Linked DNA regions of Homo sapiens: region 2 is linked to region 1. A link is a loop called in an ENCODE intact Hi-C map of the cell type or tissue named here. Cell type or tissue: Caco-2. All regions are shown on one strand.

What was found. A loop is a pair of places that touch in the nucleus more often than their neighbours do. Peaks named below come from ENCODE experiments on the same cell type or tissue, not always from the same donor. Only the 100,000 strongest peaks of a DNase experiment are listed, where the experiment ranks them.
Region 2: it touches region 1 in a loop (11-fold over the local background); 1 of 110 quality-filtered maps calls a loop at or near these places.

What each region holds. Positions count from the first base shown.
Region 1 is chr14:96,536,915-96,541,914 of GRCh38, forward strand. It overlaps PAPOLA (poly(A) polymerase alpha), which reads left to right. Exons shown (of 22, transcript NM_032632.5): 12 at 62-146. Among named protein-coding and RNA genes, the nearest start is that of PAPOLA, 37 kb to the left of the region's middle. In Caco-2, no CTCF peak of the experiment used is centred here; no DNase peak of the experiment used is centred here.
Region 2 is chr14:96,466,745-96,471,744 of GRCh38, forward strand. It overlaps AK7 (adenylate kinase 7), which reads left to right. Exons shown (of 18, transcript NM_152327.5): 13 at 4,734-4,862. Among named protein-coding and RNA genes, the nearest start is that of PAPOLA-DT, 33 kb to the right of the region's middle. In Caco-2, no CTCF peak of the experiment used is centred here; DNase peaks (open chromatin) are centred at 1,857 and 2,227.

The sequences.
Region 1 (5,000 bases):
TATTTAAAATTCTAGATTGTAGACTGAAGTATGCAAACATTTTAATATGTTTTTAATTTAGGTCTTGCTATCACAGATGAAATTTTGCTGAGTAAGGCAGAGTGGTCCAAACTTTTTGAAGCTCCAAACTTCTTTCAAAAGTACAAGTATGTATTTTAAGGCATGTCGGACATGTTGCTCTCTTAAGTAATGGTTTAATGGTAGCACATTATGACATTTCTTCTTGCTGGACTAATGTTATTGGAAGAATTTTCTTTCCTGTCACAAGGACATACTGTTTTAGTGAACTCCTTAGTTTTTTTTGGTTGAGGTAATGAATGTGAAGCCCCTTTGATTTTTCTGCCCGATCTAACTGAACTCCTGCTACATTTGTAGCAACATAAGTTCTGTAGGCATACATCAGTCATGACAAAAACAGTACATCTGTATACAGTGGCAAGTGGATGCACCCTGAAAAATCTGTAGTTAATAATTCTCTGCTAAGAAACAGTATTTTTATCTAATTCTGGAAACTCATTAATTGCTAGGAATCTTTAAAACAAAGACAAAGCTAATAAAATGTCAATATATAGCCAATTAAATGTTTTCAATAGTTACAGCACATTATTGGCCTGCCATTTTCCCCCAATGTTATAGCCCCTTCAAATATTTCTACAGCTAGCTTTCATGAATCTAAGTGGGTGTTAATCATTTTAATTAATGGTTTAAATATAATGGTTTAATACCTTAGTACAGGTTAAAAGCTTCATTAATTGTGTTAGTTTTGATGAAAAATGTAAGTTATAATCTTATTTAAAAAACAGACAAACCACAGACTTGCACTTTTATTTGCCCTGGGCTGAAAATGTGCCAAAGTCCCACTTAAAATTTTTTTTTTAATGCTTGAAGCTTTTCTGACCATTTGATCTTGTGTTGGATTGTGTTTTGTAATAATCTAAGCAAGATTGCTTTATGCTCTTCCCCAATTAAAAACAAGAATGATGACCTTCATGATGTCTCTGTGTTTTGTTTCTGTATCTTTTGCATGAGAAAGCAATAACGGAGCCAGTAATTGTGTTCTCGAAGCACTACGTTGTCAGTAAAAATTAAAATAGCATAATCATTAAATACTCTTATTTTACTACGAATCCCCCCATAAATTGTGATTTCTGTTTGACAGATAATTTTTCTTTGTTTTTATTTTAACCAGTGTAGAGGAAGTACCTTGGAACATTTAAACTAATAAACATGTATGTAGATACTTTTAAAACTATGATATAAAAGAGACACAGTTACATGTAAGGAGAAGAATAAAGGAATTGGTTTTACAGGAAAGTGCTAGTACCCCTTAATTCCTGGAATCAATGATGAAACTAGATTCAAACTTTGTTCTATTCACTTTCGTATAGGACTGTGACGGGGCTTCTTTCACTTTAAGAAAGATTAATGTTTACACTGAACAAACCTTAATAATGTCATTTTATTTGAACAAATTCACATCATTAGAACTTTGGTGCTTTTTCTAAAGCTTGCTTAATGTTTCTTTTAAAAGTTTTAAACTATGCTTCAGTCCTTGCTGGATAGTACCTGTAAGTTCTTTGACTGGTTAAAAGATATATTACTAATCTTCACTGAAGTTTTTGTGAAATAATCAAATTTTTTTAGGTTGTAAAAAAAGCAGCAACAAATAGAGGAAATTACATCAGGAAAATTTGCATTTCAGCTGAGTGTCTTGTGAAAACTTTTAAAATATGACAATGGGCTAGTTTTATCCATACCAAATTCTATTTATATTTTTAATTGTTCTCCAGAAATTTGCCTCTTTAAGATAAAGTGATGACTATCATTAGGCTTTTGGAGGTGTTCACAGATTTGAATTTTTAAAGACATCCTCATATAAAATACTCCAAAGATTGACTGTACAACCAAATGGAAATGTTTAGTCTTCCCATGAGTCACAAGTTGATTCAATCTTATTTGAGGCATATCATGAAATACTGTCAGTTGATATGTGTAGGATTTTAAATCATGTGAAATATACCTGACATTCTTGGAAGGAGCCAGAACCATGGAGAAAAATCTCGTTTGTTTTAAAATGCAAACTAATCATCTTCCAGAAAGACTTATCAGTGTTCCTCAAGAAAAAGGGGTAACATTGTTTTGTGAAATTTTTGGAGTTCTAAGAAAACAGTTTTTTAAATGCCGCTTCTGAGATAATTCAAGTTAACATGTAACTAGCAGTAAATCATTAACATTAGGAAATGTGAATACTTACTTCAGTTGTTAGATTTCACTAGGAATAAAGGAAAAGTATTAGGAAAACCAATGTATTCTCTAAGGTGCAAGATGATTTTATAATTTCATGTGTGTATACAGTAACCTTAAATTTGTTAAAAAAGTTAAAAACAGGAAACTAAATCTTGGTCTTGAATTACGTAAACATAGAATTGCAAACATTTTTGACTAAGATATGCCAGCTTTTTATTGTACATCTGAGTTATGATCTTCCCAGGTGAGATGAAATGGTCTTCAAGAGATTCACTTAGAGAATTTGTTTTGCAAATAGCAGTTAGGTAATAAAGTAACTAAATTAAGTGTTTTTAGGGCACTTTGCATAAATTCTAATTATTTTGGGATACATTTTTATAGTTAAATTTATTTTTAACTATGTTTTTAACTATTTTTATTGGAAACTATATATTTTTAAATTTGGGGAAAAGGTAATGGCAATTGCATCAAGACTTCAAAGTCTCGCATGGAGGCACTTGCGCATCATAAACATGACAGTTTTAAACATGGCACTTGTAAAATAGGGGACCATGATTTTTCGTACATCAACAAAATGTCTAATTTAGATGTACACTAGGTTTCTGTGGTCTGATTGGGACCTTAAGAATTGAGTACCAATCCTGGTTTTAAAAATTAAAAATAGAGATATTTAGAGAATGCAGTTGGAATTTTGTTTTGTAAATGAATTCCTAATGACTCAAAATATTTGCGGGTTTTTTTTTATTAAACTTAACTATTGCATTTTATATCTCAACTCAAATTTGTTTAAATGTGGCTGAGTAAAGGACATTTAACCTCAGCATAAATACTTGTTAGAATTACTTAATATTTCTACCTATATGTGAATGTGTGCATTTGTGTGTAAGATATATACAGAGTAGGTACTCTTTCCCTTTTGGATTTCAGTAAGAAGTTATGTTGAACTCTAGGATTCAAAACTTTGAATTGCCAGCAAAACCGTGTCCAAATGGATTGTATGTTTTCCCTTTATAAATAAAGAACATTGTATATCATTTAAGGTTTTGTTGAAGACTAAGGTGGTTATTAAGAATTTCCATTTTAATAATGTGTTGTAAGAGTGATTTAGAGACTGCGGGAGTTTTGTCCCTGCCCTTAGATGGACCCAGACAGCTTTGTGTTTTTGTGTACATGCCTGATTTCTATACTTCATTGTCTCCTGTTACAAGTCACTGTACTTTCGTGAGAGAGCTCTTTCTGCATGTTCTTTACCTTTTTTTTTTTTTTTAACCAGTTAGCCATTTTTAATGTTTTAGGGACCTAGAAATCAGGTTACTGAGCTTGTTAGGATTTTGTTTGATTTAAGAGCATTTGGAACTCCGAGTATGGGTTTTTCTACACATAAAATACATGATTTTTTAATGCTTTTATATGACTTTTGTTGATTTATTTGGGCCATCTGTGCTTGCTCATGTATTTGACATATTCCAAATAATGCTGAGCAAATTAAACTGGTAAAGGAAGTATTGGTTTGTAGGAGTTTGGACTGCATATTCACATATCCCTATATACCTTGTTTTTTATATATCTATCTCTGTTACCTTGAGTTTATAGACTTCAAGTTAACTCCATTGAACTTTACAATACCTCTGCCAGTAAAATGTGTACTATTATCCCATTTTACAGATGATGTACACAAGACTTAGAATTGCCTAGGATTACATAGCTGTGAAGAATTAAAACCATTTTTCTTTTTTTTGTTTTGAGACGGAGTCTCGCTCTGTTGCCCAGGCTGGAATGCAGTGGTGCGATGATCTCGGCTCACTGCAAGCTCCGCCTCCTGGGTTCATGCCATTCTCCTGCCTCAGCCTCCTGAATAGCTGGGACTATAGGTGCTCACCACCATGCCCGGCTAATTTTTTGTATTTTTAGTAGAGACGGAGTTTCACTGTGTTAGCCAGGATGGTCTCATCTCCTGACCTTGTGATCCGCCCGCCTCGGCCTCACAGAGTGCTGGGATTACAGGCGTGAGCCACCACACCCGGCTGAAACCATGTTTCAAATACATTTTTTTAAAATAAGTTTGGTAGTTTTTCTCTGGGTCTAGGTCAGATTTTTGCTCTTGGTTAGAAACTATACTTATAAAATGTGTTAGAAAGTATTAGGAAGGTTTTAGACTTTTCAAAGAGTAAAATAATTTTAAAATTGTGGTTATACTGCTACTTTTGAAACTAGTGTCAGTACTAGATGATGTCAGTTTGCTTTTTGGGGTAGAGATTCTGGTGTGAAATTTGGCCCCCAGCACTTCTAAAATGGGTACTGTAGAAGAGTATATTGGATTGAACTTTTTTAGTCGTAGGAAACTGAATCATTGTAGTTACATTTTAGTTGTAAATAGTTTGTTTTAAAAAGACTTCATTATTTATTTGATCATGATGCTATTTTCTGAAGTGAAAACTTGGCTTTTGTCTAATATGAATGGGATTGAGTTTTGGATAAAAATCAGATTTCTTTGTTGCTGTCATGTTAGTGATTTTTTTTTTCTTTTTTGATTATAGAAATGTATACTCTTAAAATTGGGAAAAAAATCACAGGGCCTAACTGCAGTATTCAGTTTAATTTTCACTACTATTTCATTTGAATTTAAAAGCATGATGTGTTTGATACTGTTTTTGAAGTTACTGTTGTAGTATGTGTATTTAGTGATAAGTTTTTGTGTCTAAAGCAATGGTGTTTTGATTCTATTGAAACATTTTTGTTATAAGTAGATTATA
Region 2 (5,000 bases), 70 kb before region 1:
ACACGGCCGGAGAGAGTTGCCCATTTTCCTAATAGAAAACAACCCTCATTTTTCACTAACGTCATGTAGAAACTCCATACCATTAACAAGCCTTTAGATCACCAACTTTGTTTTGGCCTTATTAAAATGCTGGCTTGATTTATGGTATTTTTTTTCTAATGCTGCCCAAATAAACCTATAATGAACCTAAAGTCTCGGGCAGCAATGCACATTCTGCATGCACAATAAAAAATGTAACTGAAAGCAAATAACCAACAACTCAGAATATTACTGAGGAAATCTGTAAGTGTAGACGAATATGTAAAAAAAAAAAAAAAAGGCAAAGGTTCTCATAAACACAAACTTTGACCAGTTAAAAGTCCACTAGAGATTACATAAGAATTTTGGAAAGTGTATATGTATAATCAAGTAAAATATTTTAAACAAGTCCGTTGTGCCTCAGTTAGTTTTAAATTGCAAACTCCAATACACAGTTCTTTTAACAAATTAGTGCAGTATGAAAGATTTTGCAATATTAATGTGTCCATATTAATTAGATCAAATTGAAGATTCCAAAATTTCTTCCAAGAGCCATCTTTTGCTGCTGCTTTTTTTTTTTTTGGCAACAGATTCTCACTTTCTCACTTTGTCACCCAGGCTGGAGTGCAATGGTGCAATCTCGGCTCACTGCAACCTCTGCTTCCCAGGTTCAGGCAATTCTCCTGCCTCAGCCTCCCGAGTCGCTGGGACTACAGGCGCACGCCACCACACCCGGCTAATTTTTTTGTATTTTTAGTAGATACACGGGGTTTCACTGTGTTGACCAGGCTGGTTTCGAACTCCTGAGCTCAGGCAATCCACCCGCCTCGGCCTCCCAAAGTGCTAGGATCATAGGCGTGAGCCACCCTGCCCGGCTGCTGCTTCTTAAGGTATTTCTTCCCTGAGCTGCTTACGGACATTACCTGATTTAGACAAATTTATCCAAATATCAAACTGCCTGGATGAGAATGTAGATTTTTAAACTTTTGTATCTCAGCAAACAATGGAGTTTTACCCATTGCCTGGTGAACTGAGTAAAAAGCCACTCATTTTGTTTCATTTCTCATTATCTTTAAGAATAACTGTATGGATAATTCTAGTTCTGAGGTACATTTATTTACCAAGTTCAAACTGGGACCCAAGTGGAACACTTTTGCTTCTGCTTCTATAAAGAAAAAAGTCAGATACGGTGGCTCACATATGGTGGCTCACGCCCGTAATCCCAGCGCTTTGAGAGGCTGAGGCAGGAAGATCACTTGAGGCCAGGAGTTTGAGACCAGCCTGGGTGGCATAGCAAGACCCCGTCTCTACAAAAAAAAAAAAAAAAAAAAAAATTAGCTGGGTATGGTGGTGTGCGAGGCACTAGGATTACCTGATCCCAGGAAGTAGAGGCCACAGTGAGCCAAGATCCCAACACTGCACTCTAGCCTGAGTGACAGGAGACCCTGTCTCAAAAAAAAAAAAAAACAGAAAGAAGGGTGATCTCTCTCATGAGGCAGACTTCCTACAAATACATAGCTTTTGCACTCTTTCCTTTTTTTTTTTTTTTTTTTTTTTGAGAAGGAGTTTCACTCTGTTGCCCAGGCTGGAGTGCGCGATCTCGGCTCACTGCAAGCTCCGCCACCCAGGTTCATGCCATTCTCCTACCTCAGCCTCCCGAGTAGCTGGGACTACAGGCACATGCCACCACGCCCGGCTAATTATTTTGTATTTTTTAGTAGAGATGGGATTTCACCGTGTTAGCCAGGATGGTCTCAATCTTCTGACCTCGTGATCCACCTGCCTCGGGCTCCCAAAGTGCTGGGATTACAGGCGTGAGCCACCACGCCCGGCCTGCACTCTTTCCTTTGTGAAATCACTGCTTGCTGTTTGGTCATCATCAGTTAAGACAGTACAGTTTCCTGGGGATGAGGGGACAGAAGCCAGGTTGTCATCTCAAATGCCGTCCCTCACATTCCCACCACTGCTCAGGGGAGCAGCTCTCTATTTTTAAACATGTTTTAGTAATTATGAATATGTGTTCATATGAACATTTTAAATATTACTGGCATTTGAAAGATACATTTAATTTTTTTTTTTTTTAGAAAAAGCAGGATGACATTTTTAAAAGCTATGTAGGAGGGCTGTGCTCATTCATTTTCAAACAGAAAGCGCAGTTGCCTGCCATACAGCTGAACCCTGGCCAAAGGTCATGAGATTATCTCTAAGAGATCACATTTCTCAAGAGAAAGGCACTTGGACTGGGTCCTTTGTGTACTGGGTCATGCCTTGTAAGCATCCCATAATTACCAAAAAATGCTGCTGGAGGTCCCTTCTTAATTACTGAGCACTTTCGTTCCGAATCAAGCAGAAATGAGTGGCTAAGCTCAGGGCCTGAAATAAACTGAGGGAGGCATTGAAGGGAATTGCAGCTAGATTTCTAGATTAAGTGCCTTTAATTTAACAACAAAGCCTTTGAAAAATGAAAATAGACTTAGGCCGGGGGCGGCGGCTCATTCCTGTAATCCCAGCACTTTGGGAAGCTGAGGCAGGTGGATCACCTGAGGTCAGGAGTTTGAAACCAGCCTGACCAACATGGCAAAACCCTGTCCCTACTAAAAAATACAAATAAAATTAGCTGGGCGTAGTGGTGCACACCTGTAATCCCAGCTACTCGGGAGGCTGAGGCATGAGAATCTCTTGAACCCAGGAGACAGAGGTTGCAGTGAGCCAAGATTGCACCACTGCACTCCAGCCTGGGTAACGGATGAGACTCTGTCTCAAAAAACAAAAAAGAAAATAGACGGCTTAAATAAAACCAGATTTAGAATATTAGTGAATCCCTTGACACGTTTTTATTTGGCTTCATTTCTTGGCACCCCTGTGAACCTTACTGGGAAGTAATGTAGAATCATTCAGAGGAATTTCATTATGTTAAATAATACTTAAGATCTTTTTTTGTCTTAGCCATAATATTTAAATTTCTGAAAGACAGTTATTTTCGGAACCTGCTACTGCCTAATGGATGGTGTGACACTGAAAGGTAGAAGAAAGGAGAGGTGTTTTGTGTTTTGTTTTTTGTTTTTTGTTTTTGAGATGGAGTTTCACTCTTGTTGCCCAGGCTAGAGTGCAATGGTGCGATCTTGGCTCACTGCAACCTCCGCCTCCCGGGTTCAAGCGATTCTCCTGCCTTAGCCTCTCGAGTAGCTGGGATTACAGGCATGTGCCACCACGCCCGGCTAATTTTGTATTTTTAGTAGAGATGAGAGTTTCTCCATGTTGGTCAGGCTGGTCTCGAACTCCCAACCTCAGGTAATCCACCCACCTTGGCCTCCCAAAGTGCTGAGATTATAGGTGTGAGCCACCGCGCCCGCCCGGGAGAGGTGTTTTAATTAGATCAGTTTATTGTCATTGATAGAGTAATAAAAAAGAAGCCTGAAATTATTTATTTTACATTATGTAAAATGAGGGGGGAGGAGGAGGGAAGGAAGAGGGGGAGGATGAGAAGGCGGAGAAGGATGAGGAGGGAGAGGAGGAGGGGGAGTCACTGATAAGGTAAAAGAATAATAGATTCACTGATAAGGTAAAGGAATAGTACAAACTCTGGAAAGAGCTTTGAAGATCAATTTCCCTAACTTGTCAAACTTACATTACTATAATGTACACATTAAGCAAGGTAAGGATGGGGCTGCGTTTTGAACATTGTAGCTGTTCAATAATTATGATGGAGTGATGGATATTGTGGTGGAGTTGCATCATGTTGTTATTAAACCACTGTGCCAGTTTTAGAACAAACTCCTCCCTCCTCATCCTTCCCAAGCAGTGCCAGGAACCCAGTGTCAGGGCTTGAGAGGGAACTGTCCAGTGGGGCTGAGGTCAGAAATGCCAACTGGAAAAGACACGGAGAAGGGAGCCGTGTTCTTTTCTGAAGCATTACAGAGAAAAGTGCCTTTGAGGGTCGGGTCAAGTTTGATTGTTAGTCAAATCCAGCACCTTCTTTTAGTAAATTATGTGCTGGCAACAAACATGAATGCTATCTCACAATTCTCACAACAGAAGCATTTATTATTGTATAGTAAGGTTACAGAGGTGTAATATCAAAACAGAAACCCTGCGGGCGGGCGGAGCTCTCTGCATTACTCCAGTTGCTGCTCCTCAATCAATTTCACCAAAAATTGGGATTACAGAACACTTTGAAAGTGCAGACATCGGCACTCGCCCATGCTCTTTCTTGCAGACAAGTTCACTGGGTTCTCCTACATTACTGTGCATTAGAATTCACATCATGTTCAAAGTACAAAATCACATATTTTTTACTTTAAGGGCCAAAATGTAATCCCAACATTTTGGGAGGCCAAGGTGGGAGGATTGCTTGAGGCCAGGAGTTCAAGACTAGCCTGGGCAACATTGCAAGATCCTTTCTCTACAAAACGTTTAAAAATCAGTGGGGCATGGTGGCAAGCGCCTATAGTCCCAGCTACTTGGGAGGCTGAGGTGGGAAGATTGCAGAGCCTGGGAGGCTGAGACTGCAGTGAGCTATGACCACACCACTGCATTCCAGCCTGGGCGACAGAGTGAGACCCCGTCTCTTTAAAAAAAAAAAAAAAAAAAAAGCAAAATAGGGATTTCCAATAGTACCTTTGACTACACAACAATTTTTGAGATAACTTTAAAACAACTCTTACTTAGAATGTGATACATTATAAGTAATATATACATATATGTTTTTTTATCAGGTCAACTAGACGATCAATATATAATTAGATTTATGAAAGAAAAGCTAAAATCAATGCCTTGCAGGAATCAAGGTTATATTTTGGATGGATTCCCAAAGACCTATGATCAAGCAAAAGACCTGTTCAATCGTAAGTTTGAGTGTTCTATTTTGAGTATTTATATTCAGATAAGTTGCAACTTTATTGTTCAGAGAAGTAGTCACTCAATTAAAGTAAACAGAAAACTAGAGAGACTATTTATTTTTGAGCTTTGGCTCACCTTTCTTT